2 separate regions of the Homo sapiens genome follow, and region 1 is linked to region 2. A link is a loop called in an ENCODE intact Hi-C map of the cell type or tissue named here. Cell type or tissue: heart left ventricle. All regions are shown on one strand. Links, peaks and the distances in the headings refer to the core of each region. The heading gives the core; the rest is flanking DNA.

Region 1 (7,987 bases), core at 5,439-7,938, 48 kb after region 2:
GCGGTTACCTGCCACACCGTCCTTTTTTTCATTTCATAACTTTTTCTATAATTGTTGTCTTTTTACAAGTCAGTCACCTTTTGAGGTGCTCTAACTTTTTAAAAAATCTGTTGGATTTTTCAGCGATTTAGTGTTTTTTGAGAACATGGTCACAATTTAATTAGAAATTTTAGTATTTGCAGAGTAGGGCCAGCAGCTTTTTAATTTTGTTTTTATTTATTTGATGAATAGTGAGCACGCAGGGTGACAGTTATGGGTGCTGAGGGGACCGTTTCCTGAGCAGCCTGTGTCCCAGCTCCCCACTCAGGACTGCAGCTCCCTGGGGATGCCACATTCAACTCTCAGAAATGTCTTCTCGTATTTGCTTTATTTTCAAACTCTATTTGCTGTTTAAAGTGGCATCTTCAGCCCTCCTAGCCCCTCGCCACACGCCCCTTGCTACACGAGGTGCAGTCTGCACGCCCTGTGCTGTCACAGCCAAGGTTTGCCCTTAAAGGACGCGCCCCGTGTTCCAGCAGAGCCGCTGGGAGCGTGCGTCCCCCTCGAGCCACTTTTGTTTTTCTTGGCTCAGTTTCTCCTGTGTGCTTCACTGCTGTCCTCGCACACAGTGTCCAGGTGAATGTCATCCAAGCCTTCCAAGCACAGCAGGTGCTTCCCCAACAACTCTCAGGGGCTCCCAGGCGGCCCCTTGCCCCTCCTCAACGGTCTCTTATTTACCGAGACAGGGTCTTGCTCTCTCACGCAGGCTGGAGTGCAGTGGCGTAGTCTCGACTCACTGCAGCCTCCACCTCCCGTACTCAAGTCATCCTCCCACCTTAGCCTCCCAAAGTGCTGGGATTACAGGCATGAGCCACTGCGCCTGGCCAGCCCCCTCTTTTTTAAGGAAACATGTCCCCAGAAGCCTCTGTAGAAAAGGTGTCTGGTAGGTGCTTGTTTTTGAGAACTTCCTCGTCTCCCTGGTGGTTGTCGGTTGGTTGGCTGGGTGCAGACACTTGGGTTGGAAGGTATCGCGTGCCTGTCCACTGCCTCTGTGCCCGCGCCCTCCAGTGACGCACAACCTTTGAGGGGCCTGCGCGGTCAGGGTGTCCGCCGCCTCTGTGCCTGCGCCCTCCAGTGACACGCGACCTTGGAGGCCTGCGCGGTCGGGGTGGAGGATTTCCTCCTCGTTCGTCCTTCCTCCATTCACGTATCCTATGATTTTCTCTCTTCTTTTTGTAATTCCTGTTATTCAACTATATCAGGCCTCCAAGATTGATTGTCAAATTTTCTTTCCTTATTTCTACTTCTTTTATTTTTGTTCTCATTTCTAAGAGGTTTTCTTTAGAACTTTATTTTTCAACATTTGTGCTGAGTGTTCTGTTTCTGTGCTCATATTTTAAATTTCTCAGAAATCTTTCTTATCCTAACTGTTCCTCTCTCCTTTAGCTTTAGCTCCTTGGTTTCTTTCTTTTTTGGAGGGCGTTCTTGAGTTTATTTTGGGCACAGCCAGGTGAGAGGTCCCTGCACCTGAAGGAAGGTGTTGGGCTCCGAGGTGAAGCATGGTTTGTGCTGAAGGCACAGGGTCCAGTGGGACAATGGGGAATGTGGTCTTGGACTTGTGGAGCTCTGACCACCCGCTGGCGGCACCTGCTGGCTGTGATCTCCTCTGGATGGAGTGGGCTGGGGCATGGTGCTGGGCACCCATGTCTCGGTGGCACTGGGTGACAGTGTCCGCAGCAGTCACATCCCAGAGTTCCTGGTACACGCTGTGGGAGCCGCAGCTCAGGCAGATGCAACATCCTTCACCCTCAGAGATTTCTCAAACACCTGAAGTAGATGATTTCCCCAAAGATTTCTTCGTTGTCATCTTTAGCTGAGATACACAGGGCAGAAGTAGGACTTGGCACCATTATTAGACACAAAGATTTGCAGGCGGTGGGTGGCCTGAGGCATTTTGAGGGGTACAGGCAGCAACCCAGCACCCTGCACCCTTGCACTGCTCCTGAGGCCTTCATGCTGCTCTCTCGGCACTTGCCGCCACTCACAAAAAGCACTTTGTTGGTTCATTTTGTGAATGACGTGCCCGTTATTTCTCTGAGGGGGTCATCGTCATCCTCTGAGGTTGTACTCTGCCTGCATCGTTGGCCTCTACTCCTCCCCAGTGTGCCCTCTGCTCAGCAGGCTGTGCCGGGGCATCATCCCCCAGGTGCCCAAGTGCTGCAGCCTCCGCTCCCCAGGGAGCTTTGTCCACACGGGGGCCCCGTCTCGCTGGCATCCTCATCCTCCTGTTTTGAAGTCTAACACCCTTTTTCCAGGGCGCCTCCTCCTCGTCTGGGTCTCGTGTCCCTTACACGATCCTGCCTCAGTTTCCAAAGCGCCCCCCTCCCTGTGGGCTGGCGCAGCTGCAGGTCTCTGGGATGGACCAGGGCCCTGGGAGGTTTTGAATTTTCCTCCTTGAGACCCCATGCCCACCTGACACAGGAGCTGCACCGCAGGGACCCCATGGCAGGCACGGTCAGCGTTTCCTGAGCAGTCATTGGATGCCCGTCCGCTGCCTGCCTTATCTCCGTGGCTGGCGTGGAGGGTGCAGGCCCCGCACGTCCCGCTGCTCTTGAGCTTGCCCAGGCCATCTGGGTTTTGTGGAGTCTTTGGGGGCCACGTCTGGAGAAGTGAGCAGAGGTCCCCTAAGATTGGCGCTGGAATCAGGGACTCAGGTGATGTTCTCAACCTGTGAAGTTGCGTTTTCTTACTTGACGTGCGTCTTTCTCACCAGGGTTATGTTTTTATGAAGCATTTTTGGGGCCATCAGTGTTTTCTCCGTGAGCAGAATCACGGTGTGGTTGTCGCTGGGGACTGCGGGCCGATCACCCCTGTCCTGCCTCTGCAGTGCGTCCCCTGGGGAACCCCCTGGAGAGCTGTGGGTGGGACCCTGACCCTGTGGTGTTTTTAGGTGACGGCTCGGGTTTTGGAGCAAGACTGAGCCCGGGGTCAGGAGGCCCTGAGGCTCAAACTGCTGGTCCTGTGACCCCTGCTTCCATCTCTGGAAGGTTTCAGCCGCTGCCGGAAGCCATGAAGGAGAAGGAAGTGCGTCCGAAGCACGTGAAGGTATGGCTGGCAGGGGCGGCCCTCACAGCTTCACATGTGCAGCCTCGGGGCATCCCCCAAGCCCTGTGTCCTGCCTTGCCGGGGAGAGCCTTGGAGGGCCAGCTTTTCCTGGGTGCCTCTGAGCACCTGCATTTTAATGACTCACGGGAGGCAGCCCCACGGTGGCCCCGGAAGCCGCCCACCCAGCCCTGCACTGGCCCCTTAGGTGGCCGCCTCCCATCTGGGCAGGGAGGGTCCTGTGAGCCCGTGGGCAGGTGGTGTTGCCCCGAGTCGCAGAGCCGGCCTGTGCCTCTCTCCCGCCTGTGCCTCCCTCCTGCCTGTGCCCTGTAGAGAAGCCGAGGCACCAGACGCCGCAGTGCTCTAGGACTGAGCCGAGTTCTCTTCAGACGATGGGAGAGAAGCCACTCAGCCTCCTTGGAATCAACCTTGAAGGCAGAATTTTGTGGAACTTTTCATAGGTTTTCTTTCCTCTCCCAGTTTAGCAGATCATTTTATGGCAAAACCATTGACAAAAACTTGGCTAAACAAGTGAGTGATAGAATGATGCCACTACAGGAGCTTAGTCAAGTGGTAAACATATTCCCAAACAAAACAGTCTTCACATCAGTGAAACCTCTTCTGAGACTGCGCAGTAAGTCCTCACTTAGCGTTGCCCCGAGGTTCCTGGAAACTGACCTTGTAGGAAGGACACTCCTGTGCTGCTGGCCGCAGCTCCCGTTGTCTCAGAGGGCCCTGAGGGTGCCTTTGTTACATGCGTTTAAAAGTCGCGGTTTCCAAAACCCATCCATGACGTTAAGTGAGGACTTACTGCATTCAGAATAAAACTTGTTTTACTTTATTTGGCTGGGCACGGTGGCTCATGCCTATGATCCCAGCACTTCGGGAGGCTGAGACAGGAGGATCGTTGGAGCCCAGGAGTTCAAGACCAGCCTGGGCAACATAGTAAGACCCCTCTCTGTCAGAACTGAGTCAGTTAAACCTCTTTTTTTCATTAAAATAAAAAAACTTATTTTACTTTCTTAAACATGGAAATTGGAGATTTTTTTTTTAATCAGTTTTTTATATCTTCTTTGCATTTCCTTTTTTTTTTTTTGGTGAGACAGAGTCTCACTCTGTCACCCAGCAGTGCAGTCACAGCTCACTGCAACCTCTGCCTCCTGGGCTCAAACGATCCTCCCACCTCAGCCTCCCAAGCAGCTTGGATTACAGGCGTGAGCCACCACACCCAGCTAATTTTTGTATTTTCTGTAAAGATGGAGTGTTGCCATGTTACCCAGGCTGGTCTTGAGCTCCTGAGCTCAAGTAATCTGCCCACCTCAGCCTCCCAAGGTGCTGGGATTACAGTGTGAGCCACAGCGCCTGGCCTCAAATTTTTATACAATATAAAACGTCAAGGAGATGTTTCTGTTAGTGTTTCCTATGGAAAACAACCTAATATTAGAATTCCTGATTTTTAAGGAATAAATTTGATTAATGTTAACTCTTCATACTTAGGTTTCATAATTTAAAAAGAAAAGCACAAAAGGCAGGAAAGGCCTCCTGTAGCCCTTGAGGCAGCAGCTGCGAAGCAGAGGAGGAGGGGGAGAGGAGGAGGAAGAGAAGGGGAGGGGGAGGGGAAGAGGGGAGGAGGAGGAAGAGAAGGGAGGGGGATGAGGAGGGGGAGGGGAGGAGGAAGAGAAGGGGGAGTGGGAGGGGAGGAGGGGGAGGGGGAGGGGAGAGGGGAGGAGGAGGAAGAGGAGGAACTGCTGTCCAGGGAGCACCTCCAGCTTTGAAAGGTCCCAAGTCCAGTTGAAAATCACAAGGAGTTTTTTTCATGGATGTCTCAGACTGTTTCAAACTCAGGGTTTTCCTTTATTGTCTTAATTTCTGGCCTGTGTTTTAGAGTGTGGAGCCCTGGGGTTGTGCCCACACTGACGCCGCAGTGGGGAACTGAGTGGAGCTGGGTGCTTGCCCCACTTGGAGGTGGCTCCAGGCGCGTGGGGGACACCCACTGCTCAGATGCAGCCACAGACGCCAAGAGTGTGGTCGACGCTCTAATAGCCCCTGTGGTCCCTATGCTGAGGAGGCTGAGAGGTCCTGAGCACGGGTGGGGCCCCGGCCACTCTTGGCCACCTCTGGCCGTGCCTGGAATTGAGCCATAAGTGGGCAGGGTAGGTGCTGGAGCTCAGGAAATGAGGACTCCCCTGCCTCCGCCGCTGCCACCACCACCACTGCTGACAGGCAGAGCCGCCTGGTCCTGAGTGTGGAGATGGCAGAACCTTCTCAGCCCTAGTGATTGTGTCTGTGGGACCCCCCAGGCTGCCTCACAGGCCATGTTCTAAGGTACCCACTGGTCTCTGCCCCACTTCCCGGCCTCACGGGAACCCACCTGCAAGGGCCCCGTGTCACCTGGCGGGAAGCTGTGGCCCAGGGCCTCTGCATCTCTTCTTTGTAAGAGATGTTTTTTAAAATGCATTTTCTCCTCTATACAGAATCTAGAAAAGCATATTAAAAAGAAGGAAATGGCCTGTCCTCTGCAGCTGGAAGAGAGGGGCCAAGCAGCTTCAGGGCCTGCCCGCCGCCCTGCTCCCCCGGCCCTGCTCCCACTGCGCCCCCCCCAACCCTGCTCCCCCAGCCACGGCCTTGCTCCCCCCGTCTCCGCTCCTCCCCGCACCACCCCGCTCCCCTCAACCCCACCCTGCTCTGCCGCAGACCTCAGTTTGCATCCATCCTGTGCCACATACGTTATGTTTAAAGTAAAAGTGTTTTCAGTTGTTAGAGATGAACATAGTGTGCAATTTGGTTTCACACTTTAGTGTTAATATTTGACCTTTTTTGGCATATCGTTAAAATTACAGGAAAGCCTATTTTCAGTCAGTCACACCCGTCGTAGGCTTCATCATTGCCTCATTTTGCATTTCCCTCTTTTTGGACTTTATTAGATTATTTTTCTCTTCAGGTTTTTATGCAGACGTGTCCTGTGCTTGGGTGTGTGCTCATGTGGTGGTGACCGCGCTGAGCCTCTGGGCTCTGGGCTCTAGGCTGGTCGTGACACCAGCTTCTCCATAGGGCCGTCTGCTTACCCCTCAGCCTCTCTGGCGAGACAGTCAAGTGTGTGTCCGGACACCAGCTGCTGCGTAATCGGTGGGATAAAGCAGCCGCCTCGTGTTCACAGACCTGTGGGCAGGGCCTGCTGGGGATGGTTTTCTCTGCTCCCCGTGCCCAGCACAGGCAGCTTCACCCCACGCTGGTGGTCGGCACTGGCCTCAGCCGGACCACGCACAGAGGCCTCCTGGGTGGCCATCGTGTGGCCTTCTCGTAGCGTCCCAGGTGGGCAGGGAGTGTGTGATATGTTTGTGATCTCGCTGTGGACATTGGCCTAAAGCCCTGCCCTGAGCTTTGTCCAGGCTTAGGCGGGGGACGGTGTCCCCCTCAGGGAGCAGGTGGAGTGGAGGAAGTGGCGGGGCCATCTTTGGAGTGGCTTATAGAGAAATTCACTCCAAGCCTGGCTTCCGTGTTGTCTCTCTGAAGGTCGGGAGAGGTGGGCTTGAAAACCTTGTAGCTTGAGAAGTGGGTGCCGCCTGTACGAAGCCGAGGCGGTGCCCTCCCTCTCCACAGCTGCCCGCCCTTCACAGAGTCCTGGCGGCAGCTCGGGGCCGCAGGTGGTGTAGAGCGTGGCTGTGTGGGGTGGCAGGCAACTCCCTTCTGACGCGCTTTCCCGCCACAGGCTTTACTGCAGATGGTGCGTGACGAGAGCCACCAGATCCTGGCGCTGTCAGAAGGCCTTGCACCCCCAAGCGGCGAGCCACACCCACCCCGGAAGGAAGACGAGATACAGGACATCTCGCTCCATGGGGGAAAGACGCAGGTTTATTTTGCCCTTCACACACTTCTTTTCCAAAGGATTTAAGGAGCTTGTGGTAATGGCCGCGTCCTTAGGGCCACGTGGACACTAGGATTTCTTTCTTTTTTTTTTTTTTTTTTTTTTTTTTTGAGACTCGGCTCACTGCAACCTCCACCACCCCGGGTCAAGCAGTTCTCTGCCTCAGCCTCCCGAGTAGCTGGGATTACAGGTGCATGCCACCATGCCCAGCTAATTTTTGTATTTTTAGTAGAGACGGGCTTTCACCATCTTAGCTAGGCTGGTCTTGAACTCCAGACCTTGTGATCCACCCGCCTCAGCCTCCCAAAGTGCTGGGATTACAGGCATGAGCCACCGTGCCTGGCCTAGGATTTTTTTTAGCACGGCCAAAAAGACTGAGGTCCAAGAACCCTGGGGAGGCCTTCCCATCTCCCACAGCCAGCGCAGGCTCTCGGGGCAGGTTCCCTGCGGGACGTGGAGGTGTGTGGGGGGCAGAAGGGCTCAGGGCTTTCAGGCCTGTGCCCTGTGTGAGCCTGCGGGGAGGCTGAGAGTGGTCCCTCCTGGCCATGTGGCCCTGCGGACTCGGCCCATTCCAGCACTTGTCCCCCAGGGCCTCTCCTCCTGCCACTCGGGTGACTTGCCCTCCGGCCTCATTCCTCCCCTTGGGTCTCTCCTACCTCCCCCTCCACACCCCAAGCCCCAGCAACTGGACCTCAGGGCCTCACCTCTGTGCTGTCGACCCCGCACCCCACTTTTCCCCAAGTCCTCCCCATCTCCCTGCCTGTCTGCTTCCATCACCAGGGCTTGTGGAGGTTGTGGAGTGGGTGCCAACTCCCATCACGCTCCCTCCCATCTCCGTGCCCACCCTGTCCTGCCCCTGTGCCTGCCTCTGACTGGGATCAAAGCTTTGTGAGGGAGGGAAGGGCTTTCTCCCTGTGCCTGGAACGCACAGGGTGTGCTGGTGCCATGGAGAGCCGGTGGGAGGGTCAGCCCCACCCGCCTCCGCTCGCCCCTCCAGCAGGCCCTGGTTGTGTGCGAGCGGCAGCCTGGCTGGCATTCAGG
Region 2 (8,313 bases), core at 2,467-4,966:
CGGCCGCTCAGATACTCTTTTATGTGATTGTTTTGGTGTAGCTGATTTCACAGAAGAAAACAATTGGGCTGTGGGGAGGTGGGATGTACTCTTTATTTTATATTATGTTTTTTGGGGCAGAGGGCAGCATTTGCAGGAATAGAATAACTCAGCAAGCCCCCGGTCCCGCTGGTTAGTGGGGTGCACGTTCAATACATCAGTCCCCCTCTCCTCCTGATTGTTTAGAAGCAAATCCAAGACACCATGTGTCTGCGAGTGAGGTGTTTTCCCCCAATACAGCATAACCATGATCCATTCTCACCTAAAACATCCACAGCGATCCCTGCATTTCATCACAAGCCCAGCCCACGTGCCAGTCTCTTCTGGCTGGCTCACATCAGGATCTATTTGTTCCTGTGATGCTGGTCACTGTTCCCTCGTTCCTGCAAGCGTGTTGGTAGATCCACAGGCCTGTGATTGGTGAGAATGCTTCTTGTATGGTGGCCACTCCTCTCCTGGTCTCCTGGTCTTTCCTCAGGCTTTACACCGTGAAAAGACATAACACAAGCTGGCTGCAGTGGCTCACGCCTGTAATCCCAGCACTTTGGGAGGCCGAGGCGGGTGCATCACCTGAGGTTGGGAGTTCGAGACCAGCCTGACCAACACAGAGAAACCCTGTCTTTACTAAAAATACAAAACTAGCCAGCCATGGTGGCACATACCTGTAATCCCAGCTACTCGGGAGGCTGAGGCAAGAGAATCGCTTGAACCTGGGAGGTGGAGGTTGTGGTGAGCCAAGATCGTGCCGTTGCACTCCAGCCTGGGCAACAAGAGCAAAACTTCGTCTCAAAAAAAAAAAAAAAAAAAAAAGTTACACAGAGCCCTGCCAAGCCCTGACGGGAGTGTTTTGGGTCATTGTCCCAGAATAGCTGGGATGTCCTGTTCTTCCCCGCGGCGATGCTTTATCTGAGCCTCAAATATCTTTGCACCTGTTGGAACAGCAGTCACTTGTCAGCAGTGTGACTTGACCTACACTTGTGGGGTGATTGGATTACTTTCCGGGATACCGCCCTTGAGAGTTTGGTTGTGAGGAAAGTCCTCTGAAAACGTAAGCTTGATTTCTTTTTGATAGAAGTATGTATCCCATAAGATTCCCCTGCCCTGCCCTGCCCCGCCTGTGCTGGTAACACGACGCAGAGCTGAGTGCAGAAGTGAATCGCATGCGGCCGGTGTGGGATGCTCAAGGCGGTGTCATCTTTTCTCGGATTGAAAACCCAAATCTATTCATAGGTTAATTATTTTAATATTAAGATAATATTAACGTTGGTTTAGATAGCATTTGAATGTCCTAAATGCGTTCTCAATTGAATGTCTTTGCCTTCTGACATTGGTATTCTCTGTGCATGCCACTTACTTATGATTAAAACATATGTGATATTTTTCTATAATTGTGTGGATTTTAGAAAAACCTGAAAATAACTTTTTTTGAAACGTCTTTTTTGATACTGACCTCACAGCTTAGAAGAACATGGTCAATTTAAAGAGTTTTATTCCAGGCTAGAGCCTCTGCCAGGGGGTTGCAGGAAGAAAATCTCCTTTGAGCCGGCCCGGTCAGATTGAGGGGGTGGCTGAGGACGCACGCTTCTGCTCGACATTGTGGCCGAGCCGAGGCCCTGGGCCTGAGGGATCACATGTGGGGCACTGGCCGTCTCACTGCTGGGCCTGCATGCCTGTGACCTGCCCAGCCCTGCCCGACGTCTCCTGGGGGCTGTCCCCCCGCGGGGAGCCGCCTCATTTGGCCTCCACCACCTCCTACGTCCTCTGCAGGTCTGCCGAAGGCCTGAGAGTGTGCAGGCAGGACAGGGCCAAGCGTGGACAGTTAGGGTGGCTCCCCTGGGTGCGAGGCGGTACCTGCGGGTGGTGCTGTGCCTTGAAACAAAGCGAAGGTCAAGACTGCACACATGGAGCTTCCAGCTGCCAGTGGGTGGAGGGAGCGCCACCTCTGTCTGCCATGCCCGGGCGTCCTGGTGGGCTGCGTGCAGTGTTGGCACTCCCTGGCTGGGGTTCTCTGTGGAGCCTGCCCTCTACCCTCTCCGTCTGCAGTGTGTGACTCTGGGATCCCGGAGGCCGCGGGGCTAGAGCGTGGCACCAGCTGTGCTCCTGAGTGGGGCGTAGTTTGGGACGCCTGGAGCTTAGGCCAGGCTCCGCAGGCTCTGGGGGTGTCCAATGTTCTTGGGCTCCCGTGTTGGCCTCAAACAGAAGTTTGATTTTCTCATTGTTACACGGTAGGCCTCTATGAGAGATTTTTGTCCAAAGAGAGTAAGTAGTCTGTGGCTCAGAAAGATGTTCAAAGGACCACTGATTTCAGCCTTGGACTCTTGCCACATCCTTTGCTGGGCACCGGGAGCGCAGAGGTTTGCCCTCGGGCCCCACAGGCTGACGCTGTGGATGCCAGGAGGGAAGCGCCTGATCTGTGCCTGGCTGGGCCTGAGGAGCCCGTCCACTGTGTCTGAGCATGAGCTGTTGTGGGCACCATGGTGGCGCCTGGTCTTGAGGATTAATTTTCCTGTTTTCCCAGTCCCTTGGCCTCTGTCCTGCCGGGTGCATTGGCATTTGGGGTTTTGTTCTTGAATTCACCAGCGTTTTGTGGTTGGTGTACACTGAACCAGCATCCCTGTTTGGACCTCTTACTCCTGGCCCGCTGCCCCCTCCCTGGCTGTTGGTCCGGATCAATGCGTCTGTCCCCCAGGAGACGCACTGCTGATGGTTGGGGTATCAGCAAGGTAATTAAAGTTCTTTGGAAACTTTGTAGTGTGCACAGCTCAGAAGTTAATCTTAAGTCCTTCCTTTCAAACAGATGGAACTAAATCAAATCCAGGAGAGAAAGTTGATTAAAGTGAACTGTACTCACATTCCAAATGGCCTTGAGACCTTGCGAGTGACTTCAGTGTTGTGCCGTGCGAACCCGTTTCTGGTCCCTGTGACTAAGATGCAGATGCACAGCCCACCTGGCACCTCAGCAAGTTCCAGGCCGGCGCGGGGGGCACCCGATCCTTTATCCTTTTCCTCCCCATGGCTTATCACACAAAAAAAGGTAGAGAATAAAGGTCATTTCTGGTGTCAGGGCTTCCATGTGTTTATTGAAACTGTTGCCCCAGTTACTTCAGAAAAGGCACTCACTCATTGTTGACGTCTTCCTCCTCCTGAAGCTGGTGGAGCCCCAGCCCTCAGCCCTCCTGGCCGTGCTGGGCAGGGAGCGGGAGCCGGCAATCCACCCCAGATGTTCTGGAGCAGCAGGTCCCGGAGCAGCAGGTCCCACTGCTGAGGACATGGGCTTCGTGCTGTCCTTTCCTGCCTGCTAAGTAGATACAAAAAACTTACTTTATCAGTTACCTTTTCACATGCCAAGTCAAAACACAAAATAATTTCATTGTCTTAAAACTGAGCTTTTTCTAGGCAACTTTTGTCAGGCCTTTTTATATTTAAATCTGCTGTGTAACACACCTTTTCTACCAAGAATCTGTCATCACTTATCTTAGAGCTGAGAAAAGTTTATTCTAAAATATTTCATCACCTCAAAAAGAAACCCCCAGTGGCTCGTGCCTATAGTCCCAGCACCTTGGGAGGCTGAGGCAGGAGGATTGCTGGAGCCCAGGAGTTCAAGACCAAAAATAAAAAAATACTAAAAATAAAAAAATTAGCCTGGCATGTTGGCGTGCCCATATAGTTCCAGCTACTCAGAGGCTGAGGTGGGAGGACCACTGGAGCCCAGAAGGTTGAAGCTGTAGCAAGCTGACATCGCACCACTGCACTCCAGGCTGCATGACAGCAAAACGTTGTCTCAAAAGATAATCAATGAAAATTAAGGAAGAAAACAAGAAACTCCCCATTCTCCCTTCTCCCCCATGCCTGGTGATGTGCCGTCTGCTTGCCGTACCTGTGGGCGTCCTACGTACATAGACTCAGCGTGTGCCCTCGGTGTCCGCGGCTTTCACTTTGTGTGTTTCCCAGGTTGGCGCACGTTGTAGCATGTGTCAATACTTGCTTGGTATGTGTTTTCTGCATATCTTATGCCCTTTTTGTTCTGTATTCCTCCATTACTGCCTTTTTTCACTTTAATTTCCTTGATGTTTCCTTTACCATACGGTGGTCGCCCCTTACCCACAGGGGATGCATTCCAAGACCCCCAGTGGGTGCCTGAAATCGTGAATGGTTCTGAACCCCTTATATGCTGTTTTTGTCTATACATACCTGTCATCAACTTTTACCTTAAAGGAATCACCCTGTGGTGTCTCTGGCATATCTGAATTGCTCCGTCATCAACTTTTAACTGAAAGGCATCACTCTATGGTGTCTCTGGCACGTCTGAATTGCAGCATTGCAATTGAACGGCCTCTCTTGCGCTTTGGGGCCGTTATTAAATGAAGTAAAGGTGACTTGAACACAGGCACTGTGATGCTGTGACAGTTGGTCTGATCACCGAGATGCCTGCGTGTGGGCAGGTAGTGCTTGCCACGTGGATAACGCCGGACAGAAGGATGACCCCCGGCCTGGCCTGCGAGATTTCCTCACACCGTTCAGCTTGGGGGCAGGCAGTTTAACACTCATAAGAGTTGTTTACTTCTGGAATTTTTCATACGATATTTTCAAAATGACGTTGAACACAAGTAACTGAAACCGCAGACAAAGGGGACTGATATATATTGAGTTATTTTCTTAGCGCTTGCCCTGAGCGTTACAGCAAGCACCTTCTAACAATCTGGTTTGGATTAATACCAACTTAATTTTAAAAGTTTACAAAACCATTTGCTAATGTAGCATCATTCCCTCGTCTGCCCTTTGTGCTCATATTGTCGTACCAACCACATCTTTCTATCTTTTTGTGCTCGTTACTTTATGCACGTGTCTTTTAAACCAGGAGGAAGAAGAATTGTAAACAAAAGCCATGTTGTTTTGTCTCCTGTTTTCTCTGTGTCGTTACCTGCACTACTGCTGCTCGTTTCTTCCTGGAAATTCAGGTCTGGTGCCTTATGTTTCAGCCCGAAGGACTTCCTCTGGGATTTCTTGAAGGACAGGTCTGCTAGTGATGAATCCTCTTAGCTTTTGTTTTTGTGGGAATGTCTTAATTTCTCCTTCATCCTTGAGAGATCATTTCCTGGATGTGGACTTCAAGATCCAGGCTTTTCCTTCAGTGCTGCGTGGGCTCTCCGCTGCCTCCCCTGTCATCCGGGGCTGCGTGTCGTGAGCTGCGCCCGTCTTCCTGGGCTGCGTGTCGTGAGCCGCGCCCGTCTTCCCGGGCCGCGTGTCGTGAGCCGCACCCATCTTCCTGGGGCTACGTGTCTTGAGCGGCACCCATATACCTGCTGTGCACTGGCTGGCCTCAAGCTTTGTCCTGAACCCTGCTGAGGTTTGGCTGTGATGGGTGAAGTGTGGGTCTCTGTCAGTTTGTCCTACTTGGAGTTCATTGAGCTTGTATGTGGGGATTATTATTTTTATTATTATTGTTATTTTCATCAAATTTGGGAGGTTTTTGGCCGTCGTGTCTTCAAGGGTTCCTCTGCCCTTTTCTCTCCCTCTGTCTGGCTTGAGGGTGCCCCACAGGCCTTGGAGACTGCTGAGTTTTCTTCATGTTTCTTTCTGTTCCCTGACTGGATCGTCTTAATTGACCTATCTTCCAGCGTGTGAATTCTGTCTTCTGCCTGCTCGAGTCTGCTGCCGAACCCCTCTCTAGTGAATTTTTTTTTCTGTGATTGTATTTTTCAGCTCCAGATGTCAAGGGAGCTCTATTTCAGTCTTTCTCTCTGCTGAGGGCCCTGCGTGCATTGTGCCCTCAGGGCTCTGGCGGGCGGTGGACAGCCTGGCCCTGGCCTTCACCCCTGCTGTGCCAAGCCACATGGTCACTGCAGCCGGCCCAGGACCTCTTGGGCCTTTCCAGCGTGGGCACAGCCCTGCACGTGTTCACACCTTGTAGAGTCCCAGAAGATGTCAGAGCTTTCCAGAGGCCCCTGTGGACATCGCATTCTCAAGTGTTTTCTTTTGTTTTTCTGGCAGTCCCTTATTAGTCCCAACTGGTTTCTCTACTGTGGGCAGTGCGGCTATTAAACACTTGACACTGACTGTTTCCAACCGGTGCCCTGGGGTAGATTTTTTTTTTTTTTTTTTTTTTTTTTTTTTTTTTTTTTGAGACAGAGTCTCTGTCGCCCAGGCTAGAGTGCAGTGGCGCAATCTAGGCTCACTGCAAGCTCTGCCTCCCAGGTTCACACCATTCTCCTGCCTCAGACTCCCGAGTAGGTGGGACTACAGGTGCCCACCACCACACCCAGCTAATTTTTGTATTTTTAGTAGAGATGGGGTTTCACCATGTTAGCCAGGATGGTCTCGATCTCCTGACCTTGTGATCTGCCCGCCTTGACTTCCCAAAGTGCTGGGATTACAGGCGTGAGCCACCGCGCCCGGCCAACCCTGGGTAGAATTTTTGACACCGAGAGCTCTGACCCAGTCACGGCAGCAAGGTGCCCGGCAGGTGGGCTCGGGCAGTTGTGCATGGAAATTTTGGGGTGCTCCAAATCCATTCTGTCCCCCACCCCACCCCAGCAGCTACTGGTTTTCAGGGCTGTTAGATTGGAGAGGAGATATGGAGTCAGGGCAAAGTTAAGCACCTGAAGTTTGTTCTTATGGACACTCAGCCTGTGTTTTCCATAAACACTCTTCGGATGATTGCAAACCTGACCAGATTTCCACAGCTCTGAAAACACTGGTTTTGATGGTTTTTACCACTTTTTCTTTTATAGAGGAACAGATTTTGGAGGTCCTTACTTTGCCATTCTAGAAGTGCTACCTCTGGAAGTTTAAAAAAATAAGCTTATTTCATTAATTTAATTGGCCGGGTGCAGTGGCTCACACCTGTAATCCCAGCACTTTTGGAGGCCAGTGTGGGTGGATCACTTGAGGTCAGGAGTTTCAGACTAGCCTGGCCAACAGGTTTTGGTAGAAACCCTATCTCTACTAAAAGAAAAATTACAAAAATTAGTTGAGTGTGGTGGCAGGCGCCTATAATCCCAGCTACTCGGGAGACTGAGGCAAGAGAATCCCGTGAACCTGGGAGACAGAGGTTGTAGTGAGCTGAGATCACACCACTGCATTCCAGCCTGGGTGACAGAGAAGAGTCCTTCCAAAAAAAAAAAAAAAAAATCTCTGTGTGTGTGTGTGTGTGTGTGTGTGTGTGTGTGTGTGTGTGTGTGTGTATAGAATTCATCTATTGAACCTTATTTAAAAGGTTTTGTTATTTAGAAAGAAGGTTTAATCTTTTAAAAGGGAAGGAACCTAGGTTTCCAAATATCTTGGGTTTTCATGGCTGTAATTCCTTGATGGTGAACTTCTTAGTGTGACTCTTAAAGATGTTACAGGAGCCATTTGGGAATGGTAGTGAGCAGTTGCTTATGACACGCAGCTGTCACCAGTGCGAACTTGTGTCTCCTTAAGTGTTTTATCCCCGAAACCAGGACTTTGTGTTCCCAGTGAAGTCCTTGAACCCATGTTTTCTTTGATGGGGGCTGTGGTCTGGCTCATCCCGGCTCTTGGTGCAGAGTGGGGGCTCCATGCATATCTGCTGAATGTGCTGAATTCCGGCTAACAGCAAAGAAAGTATTTTTCTAGCTTACTGGTATTTTTTATTGTTATTGATGTGTACAGGGTGAATTTGGAAGTGAAAAGAAAACTGCTTTGCATGAAAAAGAGGAGACACTTCGGCTTCAGAGTGCACAGGCACAGCCTTTTCACCAAGAGGAGAAAGAGTCTTTGTCTCTGCAGCTTCAAAAGAAGAATCACCAAGTCCAGCAGGTGTGTGGAATACGCTGTTCCCTTGTGATAAGACGTGTATAGCATAAAAATCATTTTCACTTTATTTCAGTGCACAGTTCAGTGGCAGGAGTGCACTCATGGTGTTGTGCATTTATAGTGTTGTACATTCAGTGGCGGAAGCGCATTCACAGTGTTGTAGATTCAGTGGCGGAAGCGCATTCACGGTGTTGTGCATTCAATGGCGGAAGCGCATTCACCATGTTGTATATTCAGTGGCGGAAGCGCATTCATAGTGTTCTGCATTCAGTGGCAGAAGCACATTCACGGTGTTGTGCATTCAGTGGCGGAAGCGCATTCATAGTGTAGATTCAGTGGCGGAAGCGCATTCATAGTGTAGATTCAGTGGCGGAAGCGCATTCATAGTGTTCTGCATTCAGTGGCGGAAGCCCATTCACGGTGTTGTGCATTCAGTGGTGGAAGCGCATTCATGGTGTTGTGCATTCAGTGGTGGAAGCGCATTCACAGTGTTGTATA

Evidence for each region. Peaks named below come from ENCODE experiments on the same cell type or tissue, not always from the same donor. Only the 100,000 strongest peaks of a DNase experiment are listed, where the experiment ranks them.
Region 1: a loop joins it to region 2, with 4 times the contacts of the local background. A loop is called at or near these places in 3 of 110 quality-filtered maps.

The regions. Positions count from the first base shown.
Region 1 is chr21:46,419,041-46,427,027 of GRCh38, forward strand. PCNT (pericentrin) reads left to right here. Exons shown (of 47, transcript NM_006031.6): 32 at 2,930-3,084; 33 at 6,791-6,931. It also overlaps the pseudogene RPL18AP2. Among named protein-coding and RNA genes, the nearest start is that of DIP2A, 36 kb to the right of the region's middle. RefSeq lists enhancers at 2,292-2,798, 2,799-3,305, 3,306-3,811, 7,425-7,926, 7,927-7,987. In heart left ventricle, for the core only: no CTCF peak of the experiment used is centred there; DNase peaks (open chromatin) are centred at 6,761 and 7,481.
Region 2 is chr21:46,374,023-46,382,335 of GRCh38, forward strand. PCNT (pericentrin) reads left to right here. Exons shown (of 47, transcript NM_006031.6): 16 at 7,672-7,818. Among named protein-coding and RNA genes, the nearest start is that of PCNT, 54 kb to the left of the region's middle. RefSeq lists an enhancer at 4,756-5,536. In heart left ventricle, for the core only: no CTCF peak of the experiment used is centred there; no DNase peak of the experiment used is centred there; H3K27ac peaks cover 9 bases.